Regions from separate parts of the Homo sapiens genome. Here region 2 is linked to region 1. The links are chromatin contacts, found by Hi-C in ENCODE. All regions are on one chromosome and are shown on one strand. The core of a region is the stretch at or near the end of the contact, and the rest is flanking DNA. Distances in the headings are between cores, read along the strand shown.

The links. Hi-C counts contacts between places; a loop is a spot of excess contacts on that map. Pooled maps may share reads with other maps.
Region 2: a loop to region 1 is called in a map of PC-9, with 2.5 times the contacts of the local background. The contact joins the enhancer-like site here to the promoter of KRAS in region 1. A Hi-C loop is called at or near these places in 2 of 168 maps with a recorded cell type or tissue (PC-9 and gastrocnemius medialis) and 1 of 50 pooled maps.

What each region holds. Positions count from the first base shown.
Region 1 is chr12:25,249,037-25,255,678 of GRCh38, forward strand. It overlaps KRAS (KRAS proto-oncogene, GTPase), which reads right to left and starts at 1,893. Exons shown (of 5, transcript NM_004985.5): 1 at 1,715-1,893. RefSeq lists silencers at 1,494-1,543, 1,604-2,453.
Region 2 is chr12:26,091,752-26,098,996 of GRCh38, forward strand. No RefSeq gene overlaps it. Among named protein-coding and RNA genes, the nearest start is that of BHLHE41, 30 kb to the right of the region's middle. RefSeq lists a silencer at 5,375-5,444. Within about 2 kb of position 5,925, at least 3 of the 41 ENCODE cell types and tissues checked have a DNase peak (open chromatin) inside an H3K27ac peak, as active enhancers do.

The sequences.
Region 1 (6,642 bases), core at 643-3,142:
GATTTCTATTATAAACATAACATATACATTGTATAACAATTAGAAAACCTGTCTGTTTTGATGGATCTCAAGATTTAAGAAGGCTTAGACTTCAGCTATAAGATGCACATGCCACTGTGGGAGGCCGAGGCGGGCAGATCACGAGGTCAGGAGTTCTAGACCAGCCTGACCAACATGGTGAAACCCCCGTCTCTACTAAAAATACAAAAAATTAGCCGGGCATGGCAGCAGACACCTGTAATCCCAGTTATTCGGGAGGCTGAGGCAGGAGAATTGCTTGAATGCAGGAGGCAGAGGTTGCAGTGAGCCGAGACGGCGCCACTGCACTCCAGCCTGGGCAACAGAGCAGATGGAGACCATCCTGACCAACATGATGAAACTCTGTCTCTACTAAAAATACAAAAATTAGCTGGGCATGGTGGCGTGCACCTACTAGTCCCAGCTACTCGGGAGGCTGAGGCAGGAGAATTGCTTGAACCCAGGAGGCGGAGGTTTCAGTGAGCCGATACCGCGCCATTGCACTCCAGCCTGGGCAACAGAGCGAGACTGTGTCTCAAAAAAAAAAAAAAAAAGGAGATGCACATGTTTAAGTCTATTTCAGGCGGTTAGCTGGTGGATTGCTACAATTCCTCTGTAAGTTTAAAAAATCATGTAAGTGCTGTTTTGGAGTACTGTAATAACTCTTGAGATGTAGAACACATCTGCAAAATGAGGGTAGTATAAAAGAGACGAGGGGATGAGGGTAATACATAAGAAATAGGGGAAAGGACAAGAACAGGTAAATTAAACTTCAAGTACTATTTTTGCTATTGCTGTCTACACTCAACTAGCAAGGAAAAAGCCTTGCTTCTGCTCTGCGGGTTTTCTTCGGGTTTAACTTGACCAAGCAAAACAGACCATCTGGGATTAACTTTTTCCTTTTCACTGTAGGTCACAGGCTCTACGTGTAGGGTGTTGGCCACCTGTTCTTCCACCATCTCTACCTCCACCTCCTCCTTTGTGGCCACAGCAATGTCACAGCCCATACATGGGGGAGGGGAGCATTCAGGAACTCGGAGGCAGATGCATTTTTTTCCAAACACAATAACCTCAAACAGTGGTCTCTAAGCACTTTCCTATGCTCTTCCAAAACGTGACCTCCCCTCTTACTCACACATCCCCTACACACGGAAAAGGACCACTATCCGTCCAGCCTGCGCTCGAGGGAGAAGTTTATACCTTCGTCCTAGAGATGCCAAATGCAGCAGGGAAGGCTGGACCGAGGCAGCCGAGTGCTGGAAAGGGAGGCAAGAGGTGCGGGAGCGGGGAGAGGGGGAGGGGAGGCCGGGGCGCCGCGGGAGTAACCTCCACCGCACCCCACCGCTCCGAGGGGCAGCCGGCCCGGCCCGAGTTTCTCCCCAGAAGCCTCCAGCCGCGGCTCTCGGGGAGGAGGAAGGAAGGGGTTCCCCGTCCAGGAAGCAGCACCAGCGGCGACCGCCTCCAGCCTCACCCTCCTCAGCCCCGCACCGCCCATTCCTCACTCCCCGCGCCGCCGCGTCCGCGCGCCTCCCCCCTGCAGACCCCTCTCACCCAGCCCGCCCCGACCCCGCGCCCGCGCCCCCCACCCGCCCCTCCGGGGACCCCTAATTCATTCACTCGCCGCCGGCCCCGCCCGGCGCCGGCAAAGAGGGTCGGGACCCGGGCAGGGGCCCAGGAGGGGTGGTCCGCTCCGTACCTCTCTCCCGCACCTGGGAGCCGCTGAGCCTCTGGCCCCGCCGCCGCCTTCAGTGCCTGCGCCGCGCTCGCTCCCAGTCCGAAATGGCGGGGGCCGGGAGTACTGGCCGAGCCGCCGCCACCTTCGCCGCCGCCACTGCCGCCGCCGCTGCTGCCTCCGCCGCCGCGGCCGCCGCCTAGGAAAATCGAGCTCCGAGCACACCGATGAGTTCGGGGCCGGGCGGCCGCAGAGGGCAGAGCTATCGATGCGTTCCGCGCTCGATTCTTCTTCAGACGGGCGTACGAGAGGGAGCGGCTGAGGGCGGTGTGGGAAGAGGGAAGAGGGGGAGGCAGCGAGCGCCGGCGGGGAGAAGGAGGGGGCCGGGCCGGGCCGGCGGGGGAGGAGCGGGGGCCGGGCCGGCGGAGGAAGGGGTGGCTGGGGCGGTCTAGGGTGGCGAGCCGGGCCGGCTGGAGAGCGGGTCTGGGCGGCGCCTTGGCGGGAGGAGGGACTGCCGGACCCACGCGGCGGCCCGCCCCCTGCCTAGCCGCAAGGCTGTCCCCGCAGCCGCCAATTCTGACCCGGAGCGGGACCGGACCGCGGCGGGCTGTGCGGATGCCACCAGGGAGACGCCGCGAGCGGCCACGCCGCCCCGCTGACCGGTCTCCACAGAGAAGCTGCGAAGAGCACCCCGCCACCCTCAGGGTCGGCCTATACTGGCGCGCATCCATTTACTATCATTGACTGCATGTAAATAAACAAGCAGTCACCAAAAGTGGGAGGCGACTTCGGGGACTTAGGGAGACCGGGCGGACGATTTCCCACACCGGGGCTGTCTGATCGCCGCCCCGATTATTATCAGCCTCAGCACTTGGGCTGGGAATTTAGCCCCAGGCCCAAACAAACACGACAGACCCTTTCAACGCTAATCTTCTCGGGTCAGGAGGCTTGTGATATTTTGCTATCTTTCTTGATATTTTGAACCCATCACAAGGTCTCTAAACAGGGACTTCGCTTATACCCAGGGCCCCTGAAATCACAAACAAAAGACAACTGTTTTTAAGTAGAGATGGCCTTGGTAGTTTAGACCTGAGGAGAGTCATTCAAACATTAATTAGAAGACAGATTAATCAGTTAAAGTTCGTGGAGTTAAGACATTAAACAATGGGGCAATTAAACATGCTAGCATACCCGGAGTCTGTGTTGATAAACTACCTAGAAATGTATCTTGGGAGAGTCTTGAGGATTGAGGGCTGGAAAAGCAGCGCCTGTACCTGATAGGATCGCCCCTCCTCCGAGACTTTCAGTTCCATTCCTCTAGTCCACATCATAAACCACCAATAAAGCTGAATTTAAATCCCAGCTATTATGTCTGTTAACCAAGGCTTTACATCAACTGTCATCCTTTCCTTTCTACTCTTACACGGGCTGTAATCTGCAAGGTTTATTCCAGTCTCCCCCTCCTAGCGCCAGGTGGAAGGGGCAGAAGAGAAAAGTGAAAGACAGGGAAGGGGAGAAAATGTGCCTACTCTATGTTAAGTACAAGCTAAATCTTTTGCACTTATCGTATCATCTTATTTAATCATCACGACAACCTTATGAGGTAAAATACTTTTTACCGTTTTACAAATGACGAAACAGATTTAGAGGTTAAAACGTTGGCACAAGTTCACATAGTTAAAAAATGGAGTATACTTCATGTCGGATCATAGTCACTCTACTCCCAGATCATCAGTGGCCCTCATTCCACTTGACATAAAAGCAAAATTCTTCTCAAAAATCCTACATGGCCTTAAATTATTTGATATCCCCTACCCTCTTCTCTGAACTCTCATCCTACTGTTCTCCCTTCCTTACTTACGTAGATAAACATTGGTTACTGGCTGTTCCTTGAAAATGCCAGGCAGGCGTCTTCCTCAGGGAATATGCACTTGCTACCCCTCTGGCACCTCATTTAAATCTTTGTTCCAAAGTGTTTTTAAAAGGAGATCTTCCCTAAAAAGATCATCTTTGATACTGTAATTTCGCCCTTGTCCCAGATCTGTCTCTTTTCCTACTTTTTCTCCAGAGCTCTCATCACCTTCAATAATACACTATCTATTTTGTTTTCTTGTCTCTCTACCATCAGAATGTAAGCTCCATGAGGGCATGGGTTTTGGTCTGTTTCATTTACTGCTAAATTTCCAGCACCTAAGACAGTCTCTGACACAAAAAGGCATTCAATAAATATTTATGGAATGTTGAATGAGTGAATCTGTGGACCCTCTGTGGATTCTAAATCCTAATCCATGAACTCTGTGACTCTAAATCTTTACTTTAGACAGAGTGTCTTAAACCTCCTGTCAATCTCTGTCTTCATCTTAACAAAATCTGCTTTGAAACTTAGGTCACCTTCTGATAAGCCACATTCCGTGCAGCTCAGAGATACTTATCTCGTACATAATAGACACAAGGAATTCTTAAATGAATGAATTTGCGCTTATGTGTATGCTACTTTGTGGTCACTCAAGCATAAATCACAGATTTATTTTGTACAACATCAAGTGCATGATAAGTTCTTGTTTCCTCTTACAGCTGTGAATATGATGTTCTTCCTATAGTTGATGTTCCATACATCTTAAAAGGACTATAATATAGAAGAGGGGAAAGCTTTATATAGCACTTTTATGCTGATTATAAAAATTCTGGCATTAGCAGAAACCTAATCCATCCACATGGTCTCAGTTATCATCTAGGCTCATGATTCGTAAAGCAAATCTGCATCCAACCATTTGTTCCACGCACCCCACACTCCAGTTTTACCTCAGACACTTTCTCTTTCCTTTTCACTTCCACAGCAATTTATACATATGGTATGTCAGGTCTTTCTGCCGTTCAGTCCTGGGTACTTTCTTAGAAGCCGGCACCACCTCCTTGCAACATTACCTTTCTTTCCTTAACATAGAGGTCTCAAGGGTAAATGCTTTAGGAATCACCTGCCATGCCTACCAAAAATGCAAGTTCCTAGGCCCCTCACCCAGATATTTTATTCAGTTGGTCTAAGGTAGACCAGTAATCTTCATTTTTAGCAAATCAAATGATCCTAAACTGGTAGTTCACTGTGTGCACATTGAGAAACTCTGATGTAGATATTCAAATTCTTGGCACCTGCACTTTCTACTGTCTTCAGGGGTTCCTCTTTCTCGAGCCTGGTGGCTCCCTTGAACAGTCTCCCTGGCTCTCCCTTCCCTTGCTCTCTCCAAGGACAAGCACACTGAAGTAGCCTGTGATCACAATGGGAAAGGGGGGAGGAAATAAAAAGTATAAGCATGGGGATTCCAGGCCTGCTCTCAGCTACAACTGAAGTTTCTACCCTCTACTGTCAGACTGTCCTGGGAAGGCAGCCACGTACAAAGGTGTGCACGTACATACCCTTTTTATCTGCTGTACAGATAAAAGACCATACTGACCCTTTCTTTCACAAGAAACCCTCTTCTGCAGATAGAATTAAAGCCAGAACAACAGGAGTACCCTTATGTTACCTGGGCTCTTAGAAAAAAGGTATAAAATGCTAGGACACCCTCAGAGCACTGCAAATGCTGAGGATTTACTTTAAGGCAATAAGGACACTTTAAAAAACCCTATCATCAGGCGGAGAGCTGCTGTTCAGTCCAGCAATCAACTGCACTTGTGAGCCAGCAACAGGCTGTGGGGCCCTGCTCATCCCTTCATTAACAAGTATCCATTGCCTATGACTCTAGTAATTTTGCCATTCTCATAAATCACCATCTGTCCACTGCTTTTTCATGTAGTCTTAGCTTCTACTGCTATCTGTGCTTCTAGTGGTCACTCTCTGTGACTAACATTCAAAGCATTCCAAGAGAGAAGATCTGGCCATGTCTGTCATTCACTGTTCAATAGGAAGGGCCTTTATGGGACACAATTTTCCTGATTGGTGGCTGGCCTTCTTTATGTCTGGCTAAAAGATTATTGTGTTTGTTTGTGTGTCAACCCTGGGTCCAGACGGTTGTGGCCAGAGTAGCAGGACGCAGAGCAGGGGAACTTGAGCAGGAGGAGCCATCTACGATGCTTTCATGGACTCTACTTCAGCACAACCTTTTGACTCTGGCAGGAATTTGAACACATGAATGGGTGCTGCTTAATTCACTTACTCTGCACTTTATCCTTACTGGACACTTATTTCATTATACTTTGTATACCTTTTTTGCAAATATGTTTTCCCATAACTGCTTTACTAGGTTGTAAATTATTCCAGGCCCATTTCTTTTAATTCTATGTTTTCATAGTTCTTAGCACATTTGGGTCCTCTGTAAATATTCCTGAAGTGAATGAAATTATAACAAGCTTCAGTCCTCTCTCTTCACAGGCACTTCATTCTCATCAAACCAATTTCCTGGACCATTTCTAAATGAATATTCTGTTATCATGGCAAATGCCTGTCCAAAGCCAAATTCCCCATGTTATTCCCTCTAACGAATTCCCTCTCTCAATTCCTCCATCTTACCTGAGTGACATCATGGTCCTCCAGAACATTTAGACATGAAAACTTAATTTTTAACCCAGTCCTTATTAAAATTAGTCACAGCTCCTTTTAATTATACTTCCTGAGTATTTTCCCATATCTGCCTCTTCTGTATTCCTTCCTTCTCAGCTACATTTCTGGAATAACTTCTTCATTGACTTTCCTACCTCCTGGCTTTCTTTGTCTCAATTCAGTTTTATGATGTTGCCAAATTAACCTTTCTTCCGCATGTCTTTTATCATCATCAAACATTTACTCTGTGCCTGCTCCATATAGGCTACATGCATACTGGGTATATATTTGAACAGTGGAAAGAGTTACAAGCTAAGTACCTAATGAGTACCTAAAGATGATAAGTACCTTTAAAATTATAGGGGAAAATGATCTCTGGTCCCAGTTAAGTCTCCCCTTCCCGGAGACTTAATCTTGC
Region 2 (7,245 bases), core at 4,675-7,174, 850 kb after region 1:
TTGTTCTGTTCATCATAACTCAGAGAAAATGCATTCCCAATAGTGTTTCCTCAACCTCCATTTACCATTTATTTAGAAAAAGCTCAACATTCTCTAAACCAGCTTGCAGTGCAGAGACTGTAGAAAGAGCTGGAAAGTTTGCCCGTGTGGAGAAAATCATTCCTTCTGCTCAAACTGCTATGGCATTCTCCAGTTTTCTAACAGAGCAGGATTAAAGAGGGTCTCTCCCAGGATTACACACTGCACCGCAGTGTGGGCTCTCCTCAGCGCCTGGTCATCCTATGCCCTCTGCAGGAGGACTCCGATTTGGCTCTACTGTATCGAGAGCTACCTGAAGTTATGCTCTTTCAATCTTTACAAAATCAGAACCTGATCTTGCGACACTGTTAATATTAGCTGTCATTAGCCCCAAAATTCCCATCTGTTTAAAGTTTAGGATTTGTTTTCATGCCACTAACTATCACTAAAAAAAAGTCTCTCTCTACTAAGAAACTCTGGTGCTTGGGAGACTGTCAAATTTGGGGGGGAAGTTCTGATAGGAATATTAATATTCTGATTTTAATTTACTTTAAGAAAAATTATTGGTATACATAATTAGTTACCTTCTTGTTTTTCTTTTGTTCTAGATCTTCATCCCAAGTCTGTATGTTTATTTGATCCCCCGTATTGAAAAGAAAACATTTGGAGCAGGCTAGATGAAAGCATAGAAAGAGCTGTGAGGAAAATAAACCAGATTGTAGGCCTAATTTTCTGCTACTTATTGTAGCTACTTACTGCAGCAGAAATTAGGCTACAACCTGGTTTATTTTCCCCACAGCTCTTTCTATGTTTTCAGCTAGCCTGCTCATGACATGATTTTTCAAGGCCACACAATAAGTAGCAGAAAATTAGCATGATCTGTAAAATAAAGAGGCTGGCCATGATGATACCTAAAATTTCTTCCAGTTCTGAATAGTATCACTTCATGCTTACTCCTAGGTCACCCCTCCCGGTTAGTATTTACTGCCTTTTTTTTTTTTTAATGTGTATTTTCTTTTTCTTTTTTTCTGAAACAGGCCCAGAAGATACACTGCTTTTTTTTTTTTTTTTTTTTTTTTTGAAGGAGTCTTACACGTCAGGGGTATTTCCTACCATGTCTTTTGTGGTTTTTGATGGTCACATGGATGGCTCTGTTGTATTTGCTTTATTCTCCTACACAGAGATCAATGCTTTTACATAGAGATCGCTCATGAAAGACAATGACATAGTTATTATGGTTCTATTTTTAAATTTCAGAAAAGGAGTTTTTTCACTGTCCCCTTCCCAAATTATTTATAACTTATATAAACAGTGTTTTCACTCTGTAGATTTTTTTTTTCAAATTCAGCATTAGTCTCTTAACAGGGATAATAGTTAATGCTATTCATCATCTAACAATGAAAACATTTATTGAGTACTTACTGTGTGTTGGAAATTCTGCTAGTTGCTATGATTACAAAGACAGACAAACCCTTGACCTTGTCAACTAAGGCTAAGGGGACATGTTCCTGTAGAAGTTGATGTGCAGCCAGGCACGGTGTCTCACACCTGTAATCCCAGCACCTTGGGAGGCCGAGGCAGATGGATTGCCTGAGCTCAGGAGTTCTAGACCTGCCTGGGCAACATGGTGAAATCCCGTCTGTACTAAAATACAAAAGATTAGACTGGCGTGGCGGCGTGCATCTGTAATCTCAGCTACTTGGGAGGCTGAGGCAGGAGAATTGCTGGAACCCGGGAGGCAGAGGTTGCAGTGAGCAGAGATTGCACCACTGCACTCCAGTCTGGGTGACAAGAGTGAGACCCTGTCTCAAAAAATAAATAAAAATAAGTAAAAATAAAAAATAAGTTAATGAGCAGCTCCCTCCTTTTTATGCCTTCTCTATCCCAAAACACTGAATCTATATTCACTGATATGAACAAATAACCTAAGGCAAAGAACATGACCTTTGTACATAAAATGTGTCTTCTGTTATGTACATGTGGCAAATGAACTTAATTCTTAACATGATTATCTCAGCTTCATGTAAGCTGCATGTGCAGAGGTGGGCAGGGATTGGGCCACACAATTCCAGGATGCTTTCTAACTCTAACACATCTGTGGTTTGGGATTATAGTCCAATTATATAGTGCTTTTAATAGTTGTTAAGAGGTAGAATTTTATTTCTTTATAAGGACCAGTAGGAATGAAGCAAAATCTACTAAAGCTTCATCAAAGGAAAATGTATTTACATGCCCAGCCATGTCTGTTTTAGATCCATAGTGGGAGACTGACTACTAACTGTTTGAGGCCACAAAATCAGTGGAAAGAAAACTCACTTCATTAAAATGGGCACATGCATTCAAAAATGAATCTCATATCTGGCTGTGAAGATCATCATTATCTTTCAAAAACCATGGTGAAATAAAGTTGAATGAATTCACCACAGACCTGAACTATAAGAAATGTTAAAGAAATTTCTTCAGGCAGGAAGAAAATGATATCACTTAGAAATATGTATCTACACAAAGGAATAAAGAGCTCCAGAAATGATAACCACAAAGATGCATATTTCATTTGCAGATTTCATTAGCAGGTCTGAGGCAGCAAATGAAGAAATGAAGAAGAGAGATCTGGTAGAAACAGATGGATTGATCATTCAGAGAAGGAACAGCTGCCAACTCTACACTCAGGGAAGAGAACCAGAAAGATAAAATTTATTGCAAGATTTATTAGTAAGGGTTCTCCAGAGAAACAGAACCAATACGATGGATGGATAGATAGATGATAGATAGATGATAGATAGATAGATAGATAGACAGATAGATACATAGATAGATACATAGACAGAGATAAATATTTGTATCTCTATCTCCAGAAAGTGACCTATTACAAGGAATTGCTGAGACCTCCCCACAATCTGCTGTCTGCAAGGTGGAGATCCAGAAAAGCTGGCAGTATATAGTCCAATGTACCTCTGGAGGTCTGAGAATCAGAAGTACTGTTGGTTTAAGTCCCAGTTTGAAGACAGGAGAAAACCAATGTCTCAGCTTAAGTGGTCAAGCAGATAGCACGAATTCTCCCTTTCTCTGTCTTTTTGTTCTATTCAGGCCCTCAACAGATTGGATAATGCCTGCCCACAGAGGGAGGACAAACTACTCTACTCAGCCCATCCAAATGCTAACCTTACCTAGACACACCCTACAGACATTCCCAGAAATCACATGTAGCCTATATTTGGGTACCCGTAATCCAGTAAACTGGCACATAAAATTAACCACAGAGAAGGAGGACAAAGAAGGGAGGAGAAGAGAAATCATTTAAAAATTCTAATAGGCTAATGTCAATCAGTCATCAAGCAAAGACCAAACGAAGTTCAGTATACCATTTGAGAAGGCACAGGGAGGGAGCTGAGATATGTGTTTAAAAGATTGTTGTCTAAATGGAGTAAAATGAAATTTTACTATCAGCCTAGTAAAAAATTTAAATTGGATTTTCTACTGTATTATTATTATTATTATTATTATTATTATTATTATTATTATTATTTCAGAGATACTGTCCTGATCTTCCAAACCAGGTGGGTCCTGGAAAGCAGGAACTTTGCCTTCTACCTTTGGACTTCCTCTTCCCATGCTCACTCAGCACATTCCCCAAGGCTGGTACTCATAGAACAAGTGCATTTTTACCGAATCTTTCGTAAATTATAAATTTTCAATTTAAAATGACTCCTCCTAGCAAGCACAGTCACACTTTTTGAAAAGTTGAGCTGAAGAAATCCTAGTACTTGTCTATGCTTAAGTACTACTGAGTTTTAAATGTGAACTTGATTTTGCTTCAGAAGTCACATATTTATGCAGGTTTCTTTATAGCAAATATCCTTCAGTATTTTAGTCATTTAAAACATATCTCATTAGATATAGAAAACATCTTATAATAACCACATTAATAATCTTTATCCCCACCTCAAAATGATGGCTCTAAACTCAAAACAGTGTGCAAGTCAAGGTGCTATGAGGCCAGGAAACAAGCACATGGTTCTACCATCAGAATCCCATTTCAGCTGTTCCTGCCTGAGAGTAACTGCTGACCAGTTCACTAAAAGTTCCTCCACATTCTTCCAAAGAGCCTGAATTATACATTCCTATTGGGAGTTAATGGAAGCCCAAACAAGCAAAAACTAATTTTGGCTGTACTTTTGTGAAATTGATTCAAGTTAGGGCCAACTTCATGGGTATGTAACCTGCATGGTTGTACAGGGCATAGAACTCAGAAAGGCCCTGTGCTTAGTTCACTGCTCTGCTCTCAGCATCATGAAATGCTTAACAATTTTATTTTTGAACTTGTGTTTTGTAAGTGAATCCTGATAGGACAATGGAGCATGTGTGAGCAGAAGAGATGCATGCAACATGCCTACGTACTATGCTTTCCCTCCTCACCTGCATACAGAATTCATAGTGTCCCAGAGCACAGAATTCCAGGGGGCCCACAGTGCAAGACTCAAAGTTCATAAAGGAGGCGTGTTATATCTATAGCTGAGCAAGAGAGAACACTGAGAGGCCACTCTTTCCTTTTGAACCACAACTTGCTTCTAACACAGATAAAAATAATGGCATTCTCAGAAATTATATCACATCCTTTCTTCTTCAGCCAGCACTTAGGCTGAAAATTTTGACAAGAAAGGAAAGCAAAAGATAGGGCAACCCAGAGTCCCTTTACGTTTCAGTCCTTCCTTACTCATCAGCACACCAAAGGCAGACAGTGTTGGTTGAATATGCACGAATCAAGAAGTGACATAAAAACAAAGTAGTTTTGTCCAGCATTTTCACTATTTTGGTAAGAATCAAATATACATGCATGTGTGAGCTACAAAATTCAAATTGTGTAATTTTGGTAATACAAAAGCACAAGGTATATTTGTACATAATGGAAGTTACATTTGCTCTTATATTTGTGCTTAAAGGACACATCATAAAGATAAATGGTAACATTTATGCTAATCATGAAAATTTTCCATTTTTCTTTGGCATTTAATGGCATTTAATGCCAATTTTCCATTTGGCATTAAATGGCAAATTTTAAAACCCCATAACTAGTCAGGAGAGAGACTATGGAAGAAAAGAAAAGGTATTTTAGTACCTTTAGTGGCATTTTTTCCTGTTTGTTGAACAAAGGGCATCACATTTTTCATTTAGTGCTGGGTCCTGCAAATTTTGTAGCCACCTTGTAGGTGAGAAAAGCAGAAAATGATGAGAAAATTAAACTTGAAGCAATGACAGAAAAACATTAAACGACTATTTCTGCAGGGAGTCAGCAAAAAGTGTTCTAACTATTCATTCTGAAAGAATAATATACTATAACTTTCTCAATTACCTCTATCATTTAAACAAAGCACATTAATTTACTTCCCATTCACTTGGCCCTGGGGGTAGGGAGAGTCCCTGGTTATTTCAAGAATCCAATGTCTGCAGTAACAACGAGTCTTACACTAGGGGGCAGCAGCTACCGTCCAGCCACCTTCCAGGGCTCCAAAGCTGCGCCTTAGGTGAATCCTTACTTGAAGAGATCCTGAAAAAATGAAGGAAAACACATTACTAAAGAAGTTTTCTTTTTATCTTTATATTAATTTGCTTTGCTGCAGTGTTTCTGAAAGAGAATGGGCCGCTCGTTCTGAAGATTTAAGGTGTTTCTTTGCCAATAAAGAAATAGCAATTGAACATATTTTATCTGCTCACACTCCATGGCTCATTTCTGAAGTGACAAAGTAACATGGTCTGAAAGATCTTTTTAAACTTAGTTTCTCTGTACAGCCTAGTAGTAATTGGTAATTTTTATCTACTATGGATTTGATCAAAAGGAACAACTCATTGCACTGAGAACACTAAGCTATCGAGTGATACCAAGTGTTAATTTTGTAATTCATGAAGAGTACAGATTTTAGAGGGAAACTGCTGAGTCAAGGGATTACTCAGTCTTTACAAATCCACACTCACTCAGCTTGGCTTGAATTATTAAAGAATCAGGTTGTCCTAACTATGAACAAGAATCCAGAAGTCCAGACTTTATTTAAAAAAAAAAAAACCAGAATGTGTGAAGATGGGTATATTTGCAAAGATGTGGAGAGTTATTCAGTTTGTGCTAAAATAAGAATAGCATTGTCCTACAACTGAGTTGGCTCAAATATAGTTTGCAATATAGCATTCATTTGTTCCAACACAATTTTCCAAATACAAATTTAATGAAAATGTAGATTGAAAGTCCCATTAAATAACATGCTAAGAAACCACTATTGTGAATTCCAAATTCTCTGGCAATATTTCATAAAGAAGTTCTTTTTATCCCAGCTTACTATAAACCTTCAGGGTGGTGGTTCTCAATTGAGACAGTTCCATCTACTAGATAGTATTTGAAATTTTGCAGGGGTGTTTTTGGTGGTCTCAGTGATTACAGGAACTACTTCCTTTTAAGATGGTGGAAAAACGGTAGCAAGAAAACAAACAAAGAAGTTTACCAATGGGCCAAGAACCTGAACAGACATTTCTCAAAAGATGACACACAAATGGCCAATAAGTTCATGAAAAAAATGCTCAACAGCACTCATCATTAGGAAAATGCAAATTAAAGCCACAATGAGATACTACATCACATACAAAAGATAACACATGTTAGCAAGGATGTGGAGAAAAGGGAACCCTTTACACTGTTAGTGAGAATGTAAATTAGTACAGCCATTATGGAAAATGGTATGGGGGTCCTCATAAAACTAAAAATAGAACTACCATATGATCAAGCAATCCCACCTCTGGGTATGTATTCAAAAGTGTTGAAATCAACATGCAAAAGAGATATCTGCATTCCCATGTTCACTGCAGCATTATTCACAAGAATGTGAATGCCAAACTACGGAAGCAACCTAAGCGTTCATCGACAGATGAGTGGATAAAGAAACGTGGTACATAGACACAGGGAAATACTATTCAGCCTTAAAAAAGAAGGAAATTCTGCCATTTGTGACAACATGAATGAACATGGAGGACATTATACTAAGTGAGATAAGCCAGGCACAGAAAGGCAAATACCACATGATCTCACTGACATGTAGAATCTAAAAAAGTCGAACTCATACAAGTAAAGTGGGGGCTACCAAAGGCTAAGGGAGAAGGAGTGAGAGGGTATGGGGAGATGTTGGTCAAAGGGCACAAAGTTTCAGTTAGACAGAAGTAATAATCTTTCGAGATCTATTGCATATC